Regions from separate parts of the Homo sapiens genome. Here region 2 is linked to region 1. A link is a loop called in an ENCODE intact Hi-C map of the cell type or tissue named here. Cell type or tissue: ascending aorta. All regions are shown on one strand. Each heading gives the region's core, and the rest is flanking DNA. Links, peaks and the distances in the headings are about the cores only. Region 1 overlaps HCCS-DT (HCCS divergent transcript). Region 2 has its middle 130 kb from the start of MID1.

What was found. A loop is a pair of places that touch in the nucleus more often than their neighbours do. Peaks named below come from ENCODE experiments on the same cell type or tissue, not always from the same donor. Only the 100,000 strongest peaks of a DNase experiment are listed, where the experiment ranks them.
Region 2: a loop joins it to region 1, with 2.0 times the contacts of the local background. A loop is called at or near these places in 1 of 110 quality-filtered maps.

What each region holds. Positions count from the first base shown.
Region 1 is chrX:10,902,628-10,908,019 of GRCh38, forward strand. All of the region lies in intron 4 of HCCS-DT (HCCS divergent transcript), which reads right to left. The region is part of intron 1 of LOC124905244 (a long non-coding RNA gene); the gene reads left to right. Among named protein-coding and RNA genes, the nearest start is that of HCCS-DT, 210 kb to the right of the region's middle. In ascending aorta, for the core only: no CTCF peak of the experiment used is centred there; no DNase peak of the experiment used is centred there; H3K27ac peaks cover 684 bases.
Region 2 is chrX:10,746,132-10,751,523 of GRCh38, forward strand. It overlaps a transcript of MID1 not described here. Among named protein-coding and RNA genes, the nearest start is that of MID1, 130 kb to the left of the region's middle. In ascending aorta, for the core only: no CTCF peak of the experiment used is centred there; a DNase peak (open chromatin) is centred at 3,230.

The sequences.
Region 1 (5,392 bases), core at 308-5,307:
ACTTAGTAATATCCACATGTCATGGTGCTGGGAAGATTTGGAGAGGGGAAAACATGAAGCCAAAGAGATAATAAAATGATTTTATATTCCTCCTATGATCAGTAAAGTACAGTAGCAGAAGAGCAGCAATGTCAATGAGGAACAAAGGAGCAAAAAGGAGAGCCATTTCAAAGAAAAAATAAATAAGATTTTGGAAGAGAAAATGATCATTACAGAGAAATTGAGTCAAAGGACTCAAGTTCAGTGTGTGTAGATATGAAAATGTGGTTTCTCCATTAAATACAAATATAGGTGTTAAGATGAATAAAGGATATCCTGATATACCGAGGCCATCATTCTTCATGTAACTTTCCTCATTTGAAAGTAATATTCTTATGAATTTTCTATTCTTACATTAAGTCCAGCTGTAAACTAAGAGCAACCAAACAGGAGGTAGGATGATTCACTTTTTGAACAATATCACATGTAAACAATTCTGTAAAAAGCAATGCAATATGGATACAAGAGGCCTGAAATCAGAATCAATAAATCTGGGCTCCCCAGATGACCTAAGTGAAGCCTCACATGGCATTATTCACCACTCAGTTCACCTCACCACATTTCTTTTTCCTCCATGTGAAAAAAGTGGCTGACAAGTGAAGATTTCCTTAAATTGTAGTATTTTTAGAAATGCCAATTATATTAATGATATCCTCCTTATTAGTAATCTCCAAGTAGTTACATAATGTGCAGAATCATCTCAAGCACTAATTTTAAAGTAAATGAATATTGAGTGTCTCATATATGTCAGATCACTTTTCTGGGCACTGAGAATAAAGGGGTTTATAAAATAAAGTCCTTGTTCTTTTCCTCTTGGAGTTTACATTCTAATAGGGGAGACAGACAATAAACATATAAAGAAATAAATATGTAATAAATCATGTGGTAGTAAGTCCAATGAAGACAACTATGGCACTATAATAGGATTGAAAGTGATTGAGGTGTTATTTTTGATCAGTGAAGTGACATGTGAGGAGACTAGAAGGAAAGCAGGAAGCAGGGTATGCAATGTACTAGAGAAGACTATTCTGAGCAAAGGAAACAGCAGGTGCAATGGTCCTGGAAAGGAGGAGTGCTTGGCCCCTTAGGGAAACATCAGTGAGGCCAGGTGGCTGGAGCAGAATGAGTGACAGGGGAAGGAGAGGAAGTCAAAAGGGAGTAAGAGCCAGTTTATTAAGGGCTTTGTAGACCATGGAAAGGACTTCAGGATTTTCTCCCCAAATGTGATGGGAAGAAATTGAGAGTGTTTTGAGTAGACGATGACATAATCTGATTCAGTTTCCAGCAGTGGTTCTCAACCAGGAATAATTTTTGCACCCAGGGTACATTGGGGAATGAATGTCTGGAGACATTTTGGTTATCACAGCTGGGGAGATGTGCTCCTCGTCTCAAGTGAGCAGAGATTAGTGATGTTGTTAAACATCCTACAATGCAAAGGACAACCCCTTTCCCTTACCACTGCCCATTCCCACCACCAACACACACAGCAAAGAATTTTCTGGGCCAAAATGTCAACAGTGCCTGTTTACAAGATATCTCTACCATCGTGAAGAGAACAGACTGTGGTGGGGCCAGGGTAAAAGCGGGGTAAAAGTAGGAGTCAACTGCATTAGACTCAGGTGTCAGGGGTAGAGACTGGAAAGTGGTCAGATTGGGGATACACTGTGAAGACCACATTAATAGAATTTGTAGATAAATTTAGTATAAGAGATGACTCAAGAATGACTCCAAGTTTTCTGGCATGAACTACTGAGTTGAGGAATTTAGGGAGAGTAGCCAGTTTGGGAAGATATCAACAATTCATTTTTGAACATGTTAACCTTGAGAACTTGTTAGCTATCTAAGTGTAGATCTCAAGTAGCCATCTATAAATATAAATCTTAGAAACGTGAATCTAAAGTTACATGTTTGGCTGCAAAGATAAAGTTGAGAGTGGTATTGCAAAGGATTCTTAATTGCAGACAAGAGAATCCATTCTAGCCAGTTTAAATCAAAAGGGGATGTTACATAGTTCCAATAATCTCTGGGTAGGATGGAACAAGACCTGATGCTATTTGGTCAGAAACAATACAGTCAGGGTATACATCCAACCACACCATAGGAAAGTTCTGGTAAAAAACACCACTGTTGCTACTATCCACTATGACTTTAGGGACTGGAAATTGGAGATGTACTCAATTTGCCTCAGACCAAGCAGGTGTCTTAGCCTTCATGCTAGATAATCCTATCTCTCTTAGTTACAATTGGCCCAAATCTTGCACCTGGACATTTGATGTCACATGTCTCCACTCTAGCTATTAGAAAAACGTACAGTTTTAGCTTTGCAGTTTCTGTAATATTGGAAGGTGAACTAGAACAGTTTGGAATGAGTGTTGAATAAGTCAACTTGCTCTCTATCTGCCTCAAGAAGCCACTGGCATATAGACGGAATTTACAGTTAGGGTGTTTGATAAGGCCACGTGGGGAGAGAAGAACATTTAGTGGGACGAGCTCTTAGGCATCCCAACACTTGGATGTCCGGTAAGGAGACTGAAAAGAATCATGTAGTGACAGGAATGAGAACCAGGAAATTGTGATATCCTAGAAGCCAAACCAGGAGAGTGTTTCAAGGAATAAGTGATCAACTGTATTGAATGGTACTGTCAGATCAATTATGGGCAGATAATTAACCAGTGGATTTGAAAACACTGAGGTTATTCATAGTCTGACAAGAGACATTTCTGTGGAGTGATGGGGACAAAAGCCTGATTAGAATGGGTGCAGGAGAGATTGGGAGAGGGTGAAGTGGACACAGTGAGTATAAAAGAGACAGAGATATAGTCCTGCAAGTTGGAGGCGGAAATGGGGCTAAAGAAAGGTCTTTTTTTCAAATGGAAAATATTTAAAAATTAAATATTAAAAGAAAAGCATAACAGCCACATTTTAAAGCAATCCAACCAAGTTCTATATTTTAAATTTTCTATATTTTCTATATTTTAAATTCTCTTTCACAGAAATTGGTTTATGTCTTGGTCTTTGCCAATACTGTGCTTTTAAGCATCGCTCCTAATCATTTAGAAAGCCTCCATGGGGAATGCCAAGGGATTTCTGATGAGCAGCTCATTGCCCTCGGAGCCTTTTATATATATACACACACACACATATATACATATATATGTATATATATGTATAAAATACATGTATATATACATATATATGTATATATGTATAAAAAATCATTGCCAAGATCATCCTTTCACAACTGAGATCTCTGATCTTGTTCAAGCTTTTCCTAAAACATTTTTCATTTTTCTCTACTTTTAACAAATGAGCTTCATTAGAAAATACTACCCTTTGTTATCCATAAGAGGAGTTCACTTTAGAAAGTGGTAGAATATGAAGATCTTGCTGTAATAATATATCTCTCTTCATCTGCTGAAGCACAGCTACTATGAAAACAGAATGAGTAACTGCTTCCATTCAACACTCCCAGCTCTCCCTAAAGGGAACATGTCTGAAGAACTAAGTGATTTGGTCACCTTTAATACATTTTCATTTCCATAATATGCTCTTAACAATTCAAATGACACGTTTCTCCATTTAAGTCTCCCACTGGGCATCTCTATCTTCTCACAAACTGTTTTTAGTTATTATCATTGTATTGTCTATGGAGATTAGGTTTGCTGCTATGACAAATCAGGGGAGATTTTAAAGGATGACATTAATTTGACAATTTTAGGAGTATTTATTCATATTTTTAAATATCAAAAGGATTAGAACAGTCATTTGGTTTTTTCCTTATATATTTCATATTTTAACTTTTTGTCAGATACGAGGTTTGCAAATATTTTCTCCCATTATGTAAACTGCCTTTTAATTTTGTTGACTGTTTCCTTTGCTGTGCAGAAGCTTTTTAGTTTGATGTAGTCCCACTTGTTTATTTTTGCTTTTGTTGCTTGTGCTTTTGGTGTCCTACCCAAAAAACTAATTGCTAAAATCAATGTTAGGGAGCTTTTCCCCTGTTTCGTTTTCTAGGAATTTTATGGTTTCAGGTTTTACATTGAAGTAAACAATTTTTATGAATGGTGAAAAATAGGAACCCAATTTTGTTCTTTTGCATGTGAATATTTAGTTACCCACCACCATTTATTAGAAAGACTATCCTTTTCCCATTGTGTATTCTTGGCACTCTTGCCAAATATTAATTGACCATGTACGTGCAGACTTATTTCTGGGCTATATTCCTTTCTAGTGGTCTATGGGTCTGTTTTCATGACAGTACCATACTGTTTCGATTATTAAAGCTTTGTAATATAGTTTGAATTAAGAAGTGTGATGCCTCCTGCTTTCTTCTTCTTTCTCAAGATTGCCTTGGCTATTCTGGGTCTTTTGTGGTTCCATAGGAATTTCAGGATTTTTTTTTTTCTATTTCTGTGAAAAATGCCAATGGAATGTTTTTAGAGGTTGCAATGAGTCTAAACATCACTTTGGGTACTATGGTTATTTTAACAATACTAATTCTTCTGATCTGTGAGCACAGGATATCTTTCCATTTTTTGTGTGCCTTTAGTTTCTTTCATCAATGTGTTATAGTTTTCAGTGTACAGATCTTTCATCTCTTTGGTTAAATTTATTCCTAAGTATTTTATTGTCTTTGATGCTATTATAAATAGGATTGTTTTCTTTCTCTTTTAGATAATTCATTGTTAATGAATAAAAATGCAACTAATTTTTTGTACGTTGATTTTGTATTCTGCAACTTTATTGAATTCATTTATTAGTTCTAACAGTTTTTCTGGTGGAGTCTTTAGGGTTCTCTTGATATAAGATTGTGTCATCTTCAAACAGAGAAAATGTTACTTTTTCTGATTGGGATGTCTTTTATTTTTTTCTTGCTTAATTGCTCTGTCTAGGACTTCTAGTAGTATGTTGAATAGAAGTGGTGAGAGTGGGCATCCTTGTGTTGTTCCTGATCTTAGAGAAAAAGAATTCAGCTTCCCACTATTGAGTATAATGTTAGAGGTGGGCTTGTTATATATGACCTTTATTATGTTGAGGTATACATCTATACCCAACTTGTTGACAGCTTTTATTATGAAAAAATGTTGAATTTTGTTAAATGCTTTTTCTGCCTCTGTTGAGATGCTCATATGATTTTTATATTTCATTTTGCAAATGTGGTATATCACATTTATTGATTTACATGTCAAACTCTCCTTGCATCCCAGAGACAAATCTCACTTGATCATGGTATATAATCTTTTTGATGTGCTGTTGAATTTGGTTTACTAGTATTTGTGCATATTTTCAGTTCTTTTCAGTTTGCTGAGGTTTATTTTATGGCCCAGAATATGGTCTATTTAAATTCAATGTT
Region 2 (5,392 bases), core at 328-5,327, 160 kb before region 1:
GATAATTATGCTCAAGGAGTCAAGGTGGTGGGAAAGTGCAGAGTATGCTTGGGAAGAGCCAGAGAGACAATGTGGATTGTGACTAAAACACAAGATGTATTGACGTAGCAGCCTTAACCTTCTTCTGGAACAGACATAGCTAAGGGCTGTTGTACTCCTCGAGATCTCAATACAATTGACTTGATACCTTATGGCCACACCCACTACCAATTTTTAGGCTTGTGCAAATCCAAAACCAAGATTTCTGGGAAATTCCAGTGGGTTTCTATTTCCAAGGTTGTTCAGCTCTCTGGAACATGCACATTCGACCATTGCCTTTTTGATTTTTGCCTGAAATTCTGCACCTTCAATTTCTATCCCAATAAAATCATTCACATACCTTAACTCACATTCCTGAGTTTAGGAGTCTTTTCTGAAGATTTTGGTCTGTCAAATTGCAGCCTTCCACCATTTTCCTAGCCACACACTCTGGTTTCCCATTATAGACTCCTTTGGGAATCCAAATTCTTCTTTTCTGTATGAGGCAGAGAAGAATTATCTTCTGTCCATCTAGGGGCAAAACCTGTTCCTCCACTTGTCTTATGCCCAGTGGTTTAGAAATGGATTTTTGTTGTTTGAACAGGCATTTTGGATCTCACAGTCCACTTTACTTTAATAAGTAAGTATTATTATTATTATATATATTACGATTATAATATATATTATGTATATTACTATTATAAAGTAGCTTAAAAGCTACTTTAATAAGTAGCTTATTAAAAATACTTCTCTAATGAGAATTCCGATACCTACAAAGGTAGTCACAAGTTTTCCATCACTCCACAGACAAGACAAAATTTACTAAATGAAAATAGCGTGAGTTGCTATGGAGAAGGTGAGAGGTGATGGAAAGAAGAAATGGCTTGGGAGAGAGTCGTGGTTGCACAGCCAACGCTGTTGATACCCAGCTACGCAGAGGGAGGGGAGCCATTGAAGGCTTTGGAACTTGGGAGTTTGGTGTTCAATTTATGTGTTAGTGGGGTCAGCATGAAGACAGGTTGAAGACTGGATGTGATGGGGGAGAGACTAGACGAAGGAAGAGCAGTCTGAGGCCATCATAATAGTTGAGGACAGAACTGATGAGGATTAGCATGACAGTGAGAGCTCATGCCGTGGCAGCTGGAAAATGAGTTCTATAGAAATCTATGAGTCAGAGGATTCAAAAACATTCACAGCTCATTTTCAATTCAAATATTTGTGAATTTCAAGGGAGAGCAACCCTTCCAAAGTTACAGCCTCATGTGCTCATTTAAGTGATACACACATTTTCTTAATCAGGGGAAGGGATATGAGTAATAAACTTAATCAATGATTGGTGATTTTTGAAATCAATTTTGAATATTATTTCACATGTTTTAATTTTTTAGAAGTCTATTTGGTTTGACTATTTGAGACAGTCATGAAAACTTTCTTAGGTCTTTTTGTGATCTCAAATTCATCTTTGTCGTAGCCTATTAATTTACTGCAGACATAACTTTCCATTTACCTAATAAATGACAATTTGTGTTGTGTGTTTTTAAAAATTTTCTCCTATGCCTTGAACTCATTTCTGAATGGAAGTCTTCCTATCTCATTAACTTCCCTGTTGTGTGTATTTAGAATCCACTCATTACGTGTTCCTTCTTTCCAACCCCAAATTTGTGAAAATTCTTTTATGAAAAGACATGCTTATGCATTTAAGATTACACATGCCTTCTAAAAATTCCTCACATTATATCTATGCTCCTTCAAAACCATAAGCTACAAACACTAGGTCTGATCATACAGGGGAAATAAGAGGGACTTCTTTTTCTTTCTTTCTTTCTTTTTTTTTTCTAGGCATGTCAATTTTCAATCTTCTGGGATCCATTTAGTGAGCTGGAGATGATAATGGTTCATGAGATGCTAGCAGCCCAAATCATTAGGAGCTTATATAGTCTTTCTGTCCTGGGACTAATATATTTTTGTTGACAACTGGCTCCAGCTTCTCCCACCCAGCTGGCCTTTCTCCTGTTTATTGTCCCTGGGGCCTCCCTCGAAGCAACCCTACTGTTCTCAGGCCCCAGCCCATCTAGCAGGCTGTCATGATGCTCAGACACAGAGTCAGCAGCAGCAGGGCTAGGTTCAATTCCCAGCACTCTTCCACAGGATAGAGAACAATTAAATGTGAAAACTCACCTTTGATTTATTAGGTATACTTTGTGGAGTCTGAAATGAAACAAGTCGAGATAGTTCAAGTCTACATTGCTCACATTAAAGATTTATATACAATTCCAACCAACTCAGGAAAAGGTCTGAGCTATAGATAACTGCATATTTATAGGTTGTTGATGTCTTTGCATTGAGGTAAACTTTTCTCTTAAGTTATATGAATTAACTGTAATGTTGGGTAGTCATCACCTGAGAAATTTATTGTTATGAATTAATCCGACCCCAAAAGCTAGGAGGAACTATAATCATTATGATAAAGTGATTGAATGGAAGACAAAATAGGGTTCAGGGAGATGTAAAACTAATTTCAAGGTTATCAATATACGCATTGGTGATTGTGTAGCATGTATGCGATGTCATCCCAAAGAAGAATAACTTAATCTACTGTGTGCAGTAGATAATGGGTTGTAAGCTAAACAGGGGTCTGACCTCTAGTACTTTAAACCCCATTAATTAAATCTGTGCCAGGGAAACCTAGGAAAGCATGTTAGTATCATGGATGGGGGGACACACACAAATGCTGTCATAAGGCAAGATAGTCTTTGGTACTGCTATTTTAAGGATCCCTTCTTTCTACTGCTTCTCTGCAGCCAGCTCTGGAATGATGTATATTTCTCATTTCTTCAGGGTATATTATTTCTGGAAGGTTCTAAGGTCATCCTTGTGCATAGCTGCACTGCATAGTGTGGAGTGCTTTGTATATCTTAATTGCCAGAAATGCCTTTGTTAATAGCCCACTATCTCCCTATCCTCTCTTCCAACATTGTCTGAAATTTCCATCAAGGAGGTTCTTCCCTGATATTTGACAAGACCTAAAAGAGTTTTGTTTCCAAGACACTCATAAACTGCAGACACTACATGGAAGAGTAAGGCACAAATGGGCCAAGCAGAGATGTCATCACTAGAAAGGAATGAGCCTGAGGAGAAGACCAGCACGTTGCTGCTCAAAATATAGCCCATGGACCAACAGCGTCAGCATCTCCTGGGAGCTTGGTAGAAACACAGAACCTCAAACCCCACCCTGCTGAGTCAGAGCATGCCTTTTACCAGGATGGTTTATGTGCACACGAAATTTAGTACTCACCTTGAAGAAAGAGGGGCAGCACTGTTAGGAACACAGATGGCCAGGCCAAGATGACACAAGAGATGATTGAAGATTGTATTAGGCTGCTTTTGCATTGCTATAAAGAAATACCTGAGGCTGGGTAACCTATAAAGACAAGAGGTTTGATTGGCTCATGGTCCTACAGGCTGTACAGAAAGCATGGTGCCGATGTCTGTTCAGCCTCTTGAGTGGCTTCAGGAAGCTTACAGTCATACGGAAAGCAAAGGGGAAGAAGCACGTCACTTGGCTAAAGCAGGAGTGAGAGTGAGAAAGTGAGAAAGAGGGAGAGGCAGGGAGATGCCACACACTTTTAAACAGTCAGCTCTTGAGAGAAGTCACTATCACAAGGACAGCACCAAAGAGATGGTGCTAAACCATTCATGAGAAGTCCACCCTCATGATCCAGTTGCCTCCAACCAGTCCCCACCTCCAATACTGGGGATTACAATCCAACATGAGATTTGGGCGGGGACACATATCCAAACTATATCAAAGATAAACAAGCTATTTTGCCAAAGACTCTTCTGGAGCAATATTCTACCCACTGGTTCCCAAAGCAGTTTGACCATCTGATTCATTGCTTACAACTATACATTTCAAGATCACACCCCGGAGATTCATATTTCACTGATCTGAGGAGGGGCCCAAGAACCTCCATTTTTTAGCAAGCACCTGGGTGATTTTCCTGTAACTGGCTGGTATTTGAATCTTCTACAGATTCAACTAGCTACTCTTCAGCCTCCTGAGTGGTCACAGAAGTTTTCATACTCTAATCTCTAATGTGAGCTTAGAAAAAAAAGACCTTGATATATAAAAATCAGAAGGAGATGAGTCGTGGAAGGAACTGCTGCTTGTTCTAAGCCACCATTATGAATTCCTGGCCATCCCAGGCATGGTGGCTCATGCCTGTAACCCCAGCCCTCTCGGAGGCTGAGGCAGGCAGATCACTTGAGGTCAGGAGTTTGAGACCAGCCTGGCCAACATGGTGAAACCCGTCTCTACTAAAAATACAAAAATTAGCTGGGCATGGTGGGACGTGCCTGTAATCCCAGCTACTTGGGAGGCTGAGGCACGAGAATTGCTGGAACCTGGGAGGAGGAGGTTGCAGTGAGCTGAGATCACGCCACTGCACTCCAGCCTGGGTGATGGAGTGAGACTCTGTCTCGAAAAATAAAAAATAAAAAATAAAAATAAAATAAAATAAAATAAATTCCCGGCCATCAATATCAGGATGTGGTTGCTGAGTAATCTAGTAACATTCTCAAGTCTACGGCCATTTTCAGACTTGCTACCCACGAAAATCTGAAGTTATAGACCTACATTTGGTGTTGCCCTGACTAGAGTAATCCAAGACAGCTGATGAGGTGTGAGTCTTTATTTAGAAGCATATTTGTGAACACGTTGAGGGGAAAATAAAACGATTTAGAATGTGGGGTGGGCAGAGGGTTGTGTCCTCAGTATCACAATAGTGCTTGATTCTGTTGTTGTGATCTTATCAGAAAATTATAAAAATATCTGGCCGGTTCTGGTGGCTCATTCCTATAATCCCAGCACTTTGGGAGGCTGAGACAGGCGGATCACTTGGGGTCAGGAGTTCGAAACCAGCTTGGCCAACATGGCAAAACCCCGTCTCTACCAAAAATACAAAAACTAGCTGGGCGTGTTGGCGCACCCCAGTAATTCCAGCTACTCGGGAGGCTGAGGTGGGAGAATCAATTGAACCCAGGAGGCGGAGATTGCAGTGAGCCGAGATTGCACCACTGCACTCCAGCCTGGGTGACAGAACAAGACTCCATCTCAAAAAAAAAAGAAAGAAAGAAAAAAGAAAATTATAAAAAATATCAATGTAGTGTACACTGTTTCACTTAGACATTTCTTAAAACAAGGGTCTTGGCCAGGCATGGTGGCTCATGCCTGTAATCCTAACACTTTGGGAGGTCGAGGTGGGCAGGTCACTTGCACACAGGAGTTCAAGACCAGCCTGGGCAACATGACAAAACCCTGTCTGTATGAAAAAATACAAAAATTAGCTGGGCATGCCTGTGGTCCCAGCTACTC